3 separate regions of the Homo sapiens genome follow, and regions 2 and 3 are each linked to region 1. A link is a contact called in ENCODE Hi-C or POLR2A ChIA-PET data. All regions are on one chromosome and are shown on one strand. The core of a region is the stretch at or near the end of the contact, and the rest is flanking DNA. Distances in the headings are between cores, read along the strand shown.

Region 1 (3,756 bases), core at 1,177-3,676:
TGAGCACATGTCCTTTGCCATTCTAGGGCGAGCATTTTCGAGAAGTGATGAAGCGAATCCAGAGCCTGCTGGACATCCAGGAGAAGGAGTTTGAGAAGGTGTGCAGCTGGGGCCTCCTGGGGGCTTGGCGGGCCATAGGCTCAAGCCTTGCCTAGCGTAGCGGCCTAGGCTTTTTTGCCAGAGATGTGAGTTTTGCTGATATACAGAAATAACGGAGGAGTTTTAATTTTTTTTCTTTTAGTTTAAATTTGCAATTGTAATGATGGGCCGACACCAGTACATAAATGAAGACGAGTATGAAGTAAATTTGAAAGACTTTGAGCCACAGCCCGGTAAGGGTTCTCCCCCCCCCGGGGGCTGGTGTGGGTTTCAGACTAAGAAACAAGTGGTCTGGGGCTGGGAGGGGCAGCCCCAGGGTCAAGTGCCAGCTCCTCTCTCTCCACTGGCCGACCTGTGGAACCAGGAGCAATAGCATTCCATAACCTACGAGTTCTTAACAGGTCCTTACATCCTTTGTAACCTGTGAGATCTTCAAGGAGAGAAGCTTGGATATGTGTGCAGGGTGATTGAGACTCAGGGTTGTGAGGGCAGTGGCTCTGAGGCGCAGTCAGGGTGTGGGCCTCCTTAGCTCCAGGTGGGCGTGTAGCTCAGGTCCTGGCTTCCCTGCGAACTTACCCCTTGGGGAGCCACAGGGATGCATGCCTCACTGGCCACCACCCCGCTGAGGGGTTCCAGGGCTGCTCTGTGGCCTCACTTGCTTTTCTTCATCCCCACCAGGTAATATGTCTCATCCTCGGCCTTGGCTAGGGCTCGACCACTTCAACAAAGCCCCAAAGAGGAGTCGCTACACTTACCTTGAAAAGGCCATTAAAATCCATAACTGATTTCCAAGCTGGTGTGTTCAAGGCGAGGACGGTGTGTGGGTGGCCCCTTAACAGCCTAGAACTTTGGTGCACGTGCCCTCTAGCCGAAGTCTTCAGCAAGAGGATTCGCTGCTGGTGTTAATTTTATTTTATTGAGGCTGTTCAGTTTGGCTTCTCTGTATCTATTGACTGCCCTTTTTGAGCAAAATGAAGATGTTTTTATAAAGCTTGGATGCCAATGAGAGTTATTTTATGGTAACCACAGTGCAAGGCAACTGTCAGCGCAATGGGGGAGAAGAGGTTAGTGGATCGGGGGTCCCTGGCTCAAGGTCTCTGGGCTGTCCCTAGTGGGCACGAGTGGCTCGGCTGCCTTCCTGGGGTCCCGTGCACCAGCCCTGCAGCTAGCAAGTCTTGTGTTTAGGCTCGTCTGACCTATTTCCTTCAGTTATACTTTCAATGACCTTTTGTGCATCTGTTAAGGCAAAACAGAGAAACTCACAACCTAATAAATAGCGCTCTTCCCTTCATTGTGTGCATTGTCGGCCCTTCCTCGGGTTCTCCTCCTCCAGCTGCCTGGGGGCTTTTTAATAAACTTGTCTCACCTCGTCAGCCACTACTGTCTGCAGCCCCTTTGCAAAGTGGATGCACTGAATACAGTCCGGACAGACATTGTGGGGGTCTTTTTATTAAATCAAGAACATTGTTAAATTCAATTAAGGTTTACTCTGCTGCCTTGGCAGACTTACGATCTCAACAGTTCATACGAGCAGGTGAAAGGATTATAAATAGAATTTCGTTAAAGTGGAACAGACGACAAGAAAGCCTTTTAGCAAGAGGGCATGCTCACTAGTGGTTAGTAAGCTGTCGACTTTGTAAAAAAGTTAAAAATGAAAAAAAAAGGAAAAATGAATTGTATATTTAATGAATGAACATGTACAATTTGCCACTGGGAGGAGGTTCCTTTTTGTTGGGTGAGTCTGCAAGTGAATTTCACTGATGTTGATATTCATTGTGTGTAGTTTTATTTCGGTCCCAGCCCCGTTTCCTTTTATTTTGGAGCTAATGCCAGCTGCGTGTCTAGTTTTGAGTGCAGTAAAATAGAATCAGCAAATCACTCTTATTTTTCATCCTTTTCCGGTATTTTTTGGGTTGTTTCTGTGGGAGCAGTGTACACCAACTCTTCCTGTATATTGCCTTTTTGCTGGAAAATGTTGTATGTTGAATAAAATTTTCTATAAAAATTATAATTCAGTGAGTTACGTGGAAGTGGAGGAAGATTTCTACTCTCCCTGGAAACAGGCCTGGGAAACCTTGGCATTTGTAACAAGGTTTCACTGAGATGTACTTTTCCTTCTAATTCCGTTTTGCGGGGGCAGGGTCTCTTGTTTCTTTTTTTTTTTTTTTTTTTTTTTAGCCTCTAACTAGTCACATTTACTCTTAAGAAATGAAAGGTTTTCCAGGAGAGAACTGTGTACAAATAAGGTGACTGGAGATGTGACCTGATGTGTCACGAGGCCCTTCGGGGCGGCAGGCGCTATCGTGGGCGTGGTCCTTGCACCGTCCCATCGGCCTTGCCTTCCAGCTCCGTGGCACGGTTTCCTGGTCTTTGGGCCAGTGTGTACCTTGGAGTGACTTCCTTTCTCAACTTCCACTGCAGTGTGTGTGCCTTCTGCTCTGAGAGCTGCCTTGTGACCCGTGTGATAGAAAGCAGGGAGTGAGGGTCCCCGCGGACCTGGCCCTTCCCTCCTTCCTCCCCCAGAAAGAGGAGTTAGAGCAGGGGTGCGAGAGCCGTTCGCTGTGGGTTTGTCTTTGAACAAACATTAAGGTGTCTTGTTTTTGTTCTGGGCTGGGGGTTGGCTGTAGTCTTAGGTAACTGAAAGTTCCTACTCTCCCTTAAGGTATTAAATGACTCTTTTTCCAAAGAACGTGTTGTAATGTTTCCGTCATCTGCCGCGTTCCCTTTTCCACTCACTCGCAGTTACAGTGTCAGGAGTTTGAGTTTGTTAAACTGGTTCTGGGGAGACAAGCTGAAATTTTAAAGAAAGAAAAATGAACTCCCCTTCTCCGGCCTCACTGTAACCCCTGGGACTATTGTGTCCTCTCCCTCTGTGGGGTGTGGATGCCATCTGTTGACAGCATTCGGAGTCTTCACAGCGGGGAGCCCTGAAAACCACTGCGTGACAGCAAGGGCCTGCGGTCACAGTGGCCCTTCCCACGCCCTCACACACAAGAGCAGCGAGCTGAAGCAGTCTTGTTTCAAAATGAGAAGAGCAGCCAGGCGCGGTGGCTCGTGCTGTGAGCAAAGCCCAAGGGAGACACTATGGGACCTGGCAGAGTCCCCTGCAACGTGGGTGCCTTGACAGGGCGAGAAGCCACGTCTAGACACCATCGCTTCCTGATGGAGGCCCTGACCCAGCTTCTCTTTCACCAGACGGCAAGGACATTTGGCGTCATACATAACATCACTCATTTGCTGTGAGGCAAATGTTTATGGTGCCAGGGATGGAAATTGTGAGTAGTTTAAAGTCTTAACTCTGAAACCACCTTCACAGTTAAAGCAAATGCGATAAAACCTATAGCACCTGGGCCGGATGCGGTGGCTCACACCTGTAATCCCAGCACTTTGGGAGGCTTGAGATCGGTGGATCACTTGAGGTCAGGAGTTCAAGACCAGCTTGGCCAGCATGGTGAAACCTTGTCTCTACTGAAAACGCAAAAATTAGCCGGGCATGGTGGTAGACACCTGCAGTCCCAGCTGCTCGGGAGGCTGAGGCCAGAGAATCACTTGAACCCAGGAGGCAGAGGTTGCAGTGAGCTGAGATCGTGCCACTGCACTCCAGCCTGGGTGACAGCGTGAGGGAGACTCCGTCTCAAAGCCATAGCACCTGAAGGT
Region 2 (3,480 bases), core at 577-3,076, 190 kb before region 1:
GGTGTCTCAACAGTGAGCATGTAATGGGATAATGTATGCATAATGGAGTCCACTAGCTCCCTTCCTAATATCCATTCCCCCATTATTCTTTGCTAGCAGAGTCTGAATTTTATTCAAGTGAGCAATGTGCCCATCTTAAGGACTACACTTCCCAGCCTCCCTTGCAGCTAAGGGAGGATGATGAAATAATAAGAGGAAGTCATTGGGTGGGGTTTCCAGGAAAGCTATTTAAAGGGAAATGACTTAGCTTGCCTCTGGCTCTTGCTACTTCCTTCTTCCCGCTGCCGGGAACACAAGCAAAACGTTGAGGGCTGCAGCAGCCATCTTTGACCATGAAGTAACCTTAAGAAAGGAAGCCATGTGCTAAGAATGGTGGAGAAGAAAGGAGGAAGTGCGTGATGAATTTGTCAACATCCCTGGACTACCTAATTCCAGACTTTTTTAAGTAGAGAAAAATAAACCTCTAGTTTATATAAGCAACTGTGGTCATGTCTCTGTACGAACTAAACACAATTTATTCATCCTTATAATATGTAAAGCTTGAGAACTAAATTCTGATTTTTTTTTTATCTTGCCCAAATTCCTATCTAAGGGGTCTGGGGAGTCATGCCCTACAAACCGTAAATTCTCATCAGATGGGTTTTATTTAACCCTATATATGTCTTGACTTACTTTTCAGCCTGACTCTGGCATAACATGAGGATGCAAGGAAGAAAATCAAAATATTTTACCCCCAAAACATGTTTCTTTGTAACATTTTGAAATGGCCCTGCAACCAGTCCTTTGTTGAGGGAAAATTCACATCTGTAAAGAATCCCTATTAACATAGCTAGACGTTTTCCTTCCAGGCCCCTCCAATTCTGAATAGAGTAAGTGAGAGTCTAGCACCTTTTAAAGTTTCTGAAAAGGAAACGTGTGTCATCTATTGTTTCTAAGGGCAGCTGCTATGAGACTTGAAAAGAACCTTGGTCTCCACGATCTGTTTTTATTTTATTTTATTTTATTTTTTCCTTTGAGGTGGAGTCTTACTTTGTTGCCCAGGCTGGAGTGCAGTGGCTCGATCTCGGCTCACTGCAACCTCCGCCTCCCGGGTTCAAGCGATTCTCCCTCCTCAGTCTTCCAAGTAGCTGGGAGTACAGGCGCACACAACCATGCCTGGCTAATTTTTGTATTTTTAGTAGAGATGGGGTTTCACCATGTTGGCCAGACTGGTCTCAAACTCTTGACCTCAGGTTATCTGCCTGCCGCAGCCTCCCAAAGTGCTGGGATTACAGGCGTGAGCCACCGTGCCCAGCCCACAATCTTTTATCTTAAGCTGAACATTTCCTTTCTATTGATACCAAGTCCTTAGACAAAAACTCAACCAGTTGTCAACCAGAAAATGTTTAAATTTACCTATAGCCTGAAAGCCCCTCCCCCCCCAACTTCAAATTGTCCCACCTTTCTGGAACAACTCAATGTATTCCTTAAATGTATTTGATGGATGTTTCATTCCTCCCTAAAATATATAAAACCAAGCTGCAGCCCAACCACCTTGGGCACATGTTCTCATGACCTCCTAAGGGCTGTTATGGGTCATGGTCACTCATATTTGGCTCAGATAAATCTCTTTAAGTATTTTACGTAGTTTAACTCTATTAACCGACAAGCTCTTGGCAATTTGCAGATTTCTCAATACATGTGATGTTTTGTAGTTTGAGATCTGCGGTTGTTCCTCATTTTTACTTTCATCTTGCTTTTACCCACTGTGTTTATGCACCTTTTCTCCATTACAGCCTCGTGTCCCTTCTGAAGCTGGTCCTCAGCCTAGAACAGTAGCTGCAAGTTGCTGCCGGTTATCAGATAGTACTCAGGATAAGAATGTGATCGCTCATCCTGACTCTGCTATCTGAGGGCTGAATCACAGGCAATTAAATGCATTTTCAGAAAGACTGCCTGTGGCCTTGCCCGACTTGTGGCCACTCTGTGGGTGGTTCTCTGAGCCTGGATTGGAGGCAGACCCTGGGCTGGAGATGTGCTTCATTCAGCACGATGACAGTGCCATGGAGGAAGGTGCCACCTATAGACTGTGTCTCAGGTCTCTTGCTTCTGATGACTAAACAGTTCCCCAATTTTCCTGAAACTGTGTTCTAAAAGTGGCATGGCTCTGAAAACAAAAAGACTCAGATTCATGGGCCAACCCAGGTATCACATGAGGACCAGCTTCTTGACGAGCCAAGACATCTATATGATAGAGCTACACTCTCTGACCACAACCGGTGTACAAAAATAGCAGTAACACAGGCTCTCGTATTCAAATACAGACTTTGGTTCTGGAGGTCTGGGAGTCTGCATTAATTAATTAATTAATTTAATTTATTTGTTTATTTTTGAGACAGGGTCTCACTGTGTCACCCAGGCTGTAGTGCAGTGGAGCAATCATAGCTCACTGCAGCCTTGAACCCCTGGGGTCAAGCAATCCTCCTGCCTTAGCCTCCAGAGTCCTAGGATGACAGACTTGCGCCACCATACCCAGCTAATTTTTTGTTTTAATTTTCTGTAGATGTGGGGTCTCCCTATGTTACCCAGGCTGGACTCAAACTTCCACCTCAAGCCATCCTCCTGTCTTGGCCTCCCAAAGTGCTGGGATTACAGGCATGAGTCACCTTGCCCAACTCAATGGTTTCCTTTTTTTTCTTTCTTATTTTTCACTTTGTTTCTTTCTTTTTTAAGAGAGGGTCTCACCCAGGTTGGTGTGCAGTGGCATGATCTCAGCTCACTGCAGCCTCGACCTCCCGTGCTCATGTGATCTTCCCACTTCAGCCTCCTGCATAGCTGGGACCACAGGAATGCAAACAATGCCTGGTTCATTTCTTATTTTCTGTAAAGATGAGGTCTTGCTATGTTGCCAGGTTGTTCTCAAACTCCTACACTCAGGCTATCTGCCCACCTGGGTCTCCCGAAGTGCTGGGTTTACAGTCGTGGGCCACCACACCCGGCGGTGGTTTCCACTATGTATCTAATCCCACTGCTCTCCATTCGAATTTTAGCAGTTTTCCTTCCAGTCTTTTATTATTTTATTTTTTGAGACGAAGTTTTGCTGTGTCACCCAGGCTGGAGTGCAGTGGCATGATCTCAGCTCACTGCAACCTCCGCCTCCCGGGTTCAAGCGATTCTCCTGCCTCAGCTGGGATTACAGGTGTGTGCCACGACACCCAGCTAATTTTTGTATTTTATTAGAGACAGGGTTTCTCCACGTTGGCCAGACTGATCTCGAACTCCTACCTCAGGCGATATGCCTGCCTTGGCCTCCCAACGTGCTGGGATTACAGGCTTGAGCCACTGCCCCAGCCACCTTTCAGTCTTTTATATTGACAGAAGTATTTCCACTGTTGTGCTAGCACCAGCTCCCATGGGCTTGGATAGGCAGCTGTGCATGTCTCTATTCTGCTCCTCCTTCAGTGACATCACAAGGTAGCTTGAAATCAGCCATGGTGGGAG
Region 3 (3,583 bases), core at 789-3,288, 210 kb after region 1:
CCAGGATCACAAGATAGTGTGTGACCTACAGGAGCTGAGCAAATATTTAAGTGGATGAAGAAATAGTGACACAAAGAAACATTTATTTATATAAAGAACTCTGGGCCAGGCGAGGCAGTTCACACTTGTAATCCCAGCACTTTGGGAGGCCGAGGTGGGAGAATCGCTTGATCCTAGGAGTTCAAAACCAGCCTGGGCTACATAGGGAGACTCCATCTCAACAACAACAAAAAAATGCTTTTTAAAAAATTAGCCAGGTGTGGTGGCACCTGTTGTGCCAGTTACTTGGAAGACTGAGGCAGAAGGATTGTTTGAGCTTGGGAAGTCAAGGCTGCAGTAAGCTATGATCATGCCACTGCACTCCAGCTTGGGTGACAGACAGGGTGAGACTCTGTCTCAAAAAAAAAAATAGATAAATAAAAAGAAAAAGAAAAAGAGAAAAGAAGAACTCTTACAGCTCAAGAACAAAAAGACAAAAAGACAACTCAATTCAAAAATGGGCAAAGAACTTGAGTAGACATTTCTCTGAAGATAATATACAAATAAGCAACAAACACATAAGATGCTCAATGCCATCAGTCATTAGGGAAATGCAAATCAAAACCACAATGTGGTATTGCTTCACACCTGCCACAGTGACCCCAATGATAATAATCAAAAAATGGAGGTCGGGCGCAGTGGCTCATGCCAGTAATCCCAGCACTTTGGGAAGCCGAGGCAGGCGGATCACTTGAGGTCAGTAGTTCAAGACCAGCCTGGCCAACATGGTGAAACCCCGTCTCTACTAAAAATACAAAAAAATTAGCCGGGCGTGGTTGTGGCCCACACATGTAATCCCAGCTACTTGGGAGGCTGAGTCAGAATTGCCTGAACCCAGGAGGCAGAGGTTGCAGTAAGCCGAGATCACACCACTGCACTCCAGCCTGGGTGACAGAGCAAGATTCCCCCTGCCCCCCAAAAAAATACATAAAAATAAAATGATGAAAATGGTCAATTTCATGTTATGTGTATTTTACCCCAATTTAAAAAATACTTTTCTGCATTCAGTCAATGCTCCTTGAATATCTACTGTGTGCATAGGGAAGTGTGCTATGCATTTAAGACACAAGAATAAATGTGATGGATGTGATGGCTGCTTCCAGGCAATTATGGATTGGGAAGAAATCCAGCAAACAGTGATGGACCCAAGAAATCTAGGATGTGATGGACCCAGGAAGAATAGGATGTGGCAGACCCAGGAAGTCTAGGATGTGGATGACAGGAGTTGGGAGGAGGAGAAATGGTTTTCCTGGCTGGAGGTGGGGGAGGGTCGGGGAAGACTACCTGTAAAAGACGCAATGTGAGATAGCTTTTGAAGGAGGAGGAAAACTTGCCCTTGGAGAGTCAATCTTATTATTGAAGGGATGTGTAATTAGAGGCCACATGATGCCATCCCATCCCTGCAACGGGCAAGACAGTTTAATGTGTGGAGTGTCTAGAGAAAGCAAGGATGGTTAGACCCCAGGGAGGAAGAGCTATAGCACAGACCCCCTCAGAATGCTCTCCCAGGCTTTCTGTTAAAAGCTCCTGCAGCAGAGTGGTCATGGTGGATCAGAGGGCAAAGTGAAGAAGTGAGGACAACTGATTCAGCCTGCTAAGCATTCTTGGGGCCTCAGGAGCCCCCACTGTCCTTTCTGAGGCTTTTGTCTTCTGCATCCTGGCAAGGAGCAGGCAAGCAGAGAAAAAGGCAGGAGAGACCAGGGCTCGTGTTAATTAAGCACCTACTAAGTACTGGGGGTCGGAACACATGGTTTTATGTAATCCTCACAGCGGCCCAATGAGAGAGGTTCTACTATTGCCTCCTCCTTCTACCTTTTTTTTTTTTTTTGGCTTTCATGTTTTTTCCTTTGCCTTTTAGCTATTTTAAAGTTAGAGAAATGAGGCACTGAGAGTTAAAGTGGCTGGCCTGAGGTCATCACGTGGGTGGAAGCCTGATTCAGGTGAGGTCAGTCTGACACCAGGATCCCTCTAGGTGCTCAGAGAAGGAATTTCCCCACAGTAAGGAAGGAGGCTTGGCCTGCTGAGATGAGCCTCAGATTCCTGTCTCTTGGCCCCGTAACTATCAGCAAACTCAAAGCTGAATTTCACCACTGGCAACTTCTGGTGTTAGCAAGTCTCTCAACCTCTGTGGGTTGTGCTCTATTCATTTTAATTTTTATCTTATGATTAATTATTTACAGTGTCCCTTTGTTGCCCAGGTTGGAGTGCAGTGGCTCACTCACAACTCACTGCAGCCTCAAACTCCTGGGCTCAAGTGATTCTGCCGCCTCAGCCTCCCAAAGTGCTGGGATCGCAGACGTGAGACAAGGTGGCCAGCCCACTTTGCTCATTTTTAATGCATGGGAAGCTGGCGGAGATTTATTTTCTTCTTCTTCCCCCAGGAATATGTTCTCATACATACATACTATCTAGGTCCTTTTAATTCCCCACTTCCCTAACTATCCATGTTCATGCATATTTACATTTAAAAAAAAATAGGATCATACTGGCTATGTTGATTCTGTGACTTTATCTTTTTCACTAAATAATATGACTCAGGAACCTTTCAAGGTCAGGAATGTGGATCCACCTCATTCATCTAAAATCTACTCATTCTCCCACATGAATGCATATACTGTAATCCCTTCCCATACCAGTGTTGCAAGCTCTGCCATGGACATTTTTATGTTATGTCAGTGCAAGTGTGAGCATTTCTGTGTGAGATTTTTCAAAGTGGGATTGCTGGACCAAAGAGCATGCCATTGAAGTTTCGAAAGACCCTGATAACTAATCTGAAGAAGGCCCAGAACTCAGTTGTTTCTCAAACAATTTCTGGCATGGATGTTTCTCTGATGCCTGGTGGAGAAGCGGGTGATGGTCTTAGACAAGTCTTTTAACCTTTGTGAGGCTTAGTTTGCTTATCTGTAGAGTGAGAAACAGTGTCATAGACACAACAGTGCTTTGGAGATGATAAGGTCCTGTGTAGGTTGGGTGCTGTGGCTTATTCCTGTAACTCACACTTGTAACCCCAGCGCTTTGGTTGTAACTCACACTTGTAACCCCAGTGCTTTGGGAAGCCAAGGCGGGAGGATCGCTTAAGCCTAGGAGTTAGAGACCACCCGACTCTGTCTCTACTAAAGAGAAAAACAAAAACCAGACAAGAAAGTCTTGTGTAAATGTGAGAAATTAAAAATTGTTATTAATATTGGAAGGCTCCACAGCTAGACACATCTCCTTCTCCTCATTACACAGAAACCAAAACGAGGAGCTTGTGCAAGAAAGAAGCTGTTTTTGGTTTTTATTTTGTTTTTTTTTGGAGACAGTGTCTCACTCTGTCACCCAGGCTGGAATGCAGTGGTGTGATCATGGCTCACTGCAGCTTCGACCTCCCCGGGCTCAAGCAATCCCCCCACCTCAGCCTCCCAGGTTGCTAGGACTACAGGCGCATGCCACCATGACCAGCTGATTTTTTTTTTCCTGTATTTTACAGAGATGGGGTTTTGCCATGTTGCCCACGCTGGTCTCAAACTCCTGGGCTCAAGCCATCCACCCGCCTCAGCTAGGA

What was found. Hi-C counts contacts between places; a loop is a spot of excess contacts on that map. ChIA-PET counts read pairs that join two places held with the same protein, here RNA polymerase II (POLR2A). Pooled maps may share reads with other maps.
Region 2: a map with no recorded cell type shows a loop between it and region 1 (6-fold over the local background). The contact joins two enhancer-like sites. A Hi-C loop is called at or near these places in 4 of 37 single-sample maps with no recorded cell type and 7 of 50 pooled maps. POLR2A ChIA-PET finds 5 or more read pairs at or near these places in 3 of 52 experiments (CD8-positive, alpha-beta memory T cell, activated CD4-positive, alpha-beta memory T cell and activated T-cell).
Region 3: a loop to region 1 is called in a pooled map, with 1.9 times the contacts of the local background. The contact joins two enhancer-like sites. A Hi-C loop is called at or near these places in 2 of 168 maps with a recorded cell type or tissue (PC-9 and heart right ventricle), 1 of 37 single-sample maps with no recorded cell type and 8 of 50 pooled maps. POLR2A ChIA-PET finds 5 or more read pairs at or near these places in 1 of 52 experiments (Panc1).

What each region holds. Positions count from the first base shown.
Region 1 is chr16:8,891,126-8,894,881 of GRCh38, reverse strand. It overlaps USP7 (ubiquitin specific peptidase 7), which reads left to right. Exons shown (of 31, transcript NM_003470.3): 29 at 27-98; 30 at 242-332; 31 at 778-2,785. The coding sequence ends at 884. Among named protein-coding and RNA genes, the nearest start is that of LITAFD, 11 kb to the right of the region's middle. RefSeq lists enhancers at 2,495-2,724, 2,775-2,834, 2,905-3,054, 3,115-3,384. Within about 2 kb of position 2,426, at least 11 of the 41 ENCODE cell types and tissues checked have a DNase peak (open chromatin) inside an H3K27ac peak, as active enhancers do.
Region 2 is chr16:9,075,902-9,079,381 of GRCh38, reverse strand. No RefSeq gene overlaps it. Among named protein-coding and RNA genes, the nearest start is that of HAPSTR1, 14 kb to the left of the region's middle. RefSeq lists an enhancer at 2,134-2,223. Within about 2 kb of position 1,826, at least 9 of the 41 ENCODE cell types and tissues checked have a DNase peak (open chromatin) inside an H3K27ac peak, as active enhancers do.
Region 3 is chr16:8,677,811-8,681,393 of GRCh38, reverse strand. All of the region lies in intron 1 of ABAT (4-aminobutyrate aminotransferase), which reads right to left. Among named protein-coding and RNA genes, the nearest start is that of ABAT, 5.0 kb to the right of the region's middle. Within about 2 kb of position 2,038, at least 4 of the 41 ENCODE cell types and tissues checked have a DNase peak (open chromatin) inside an H3K27ac peak, as active enhancers do.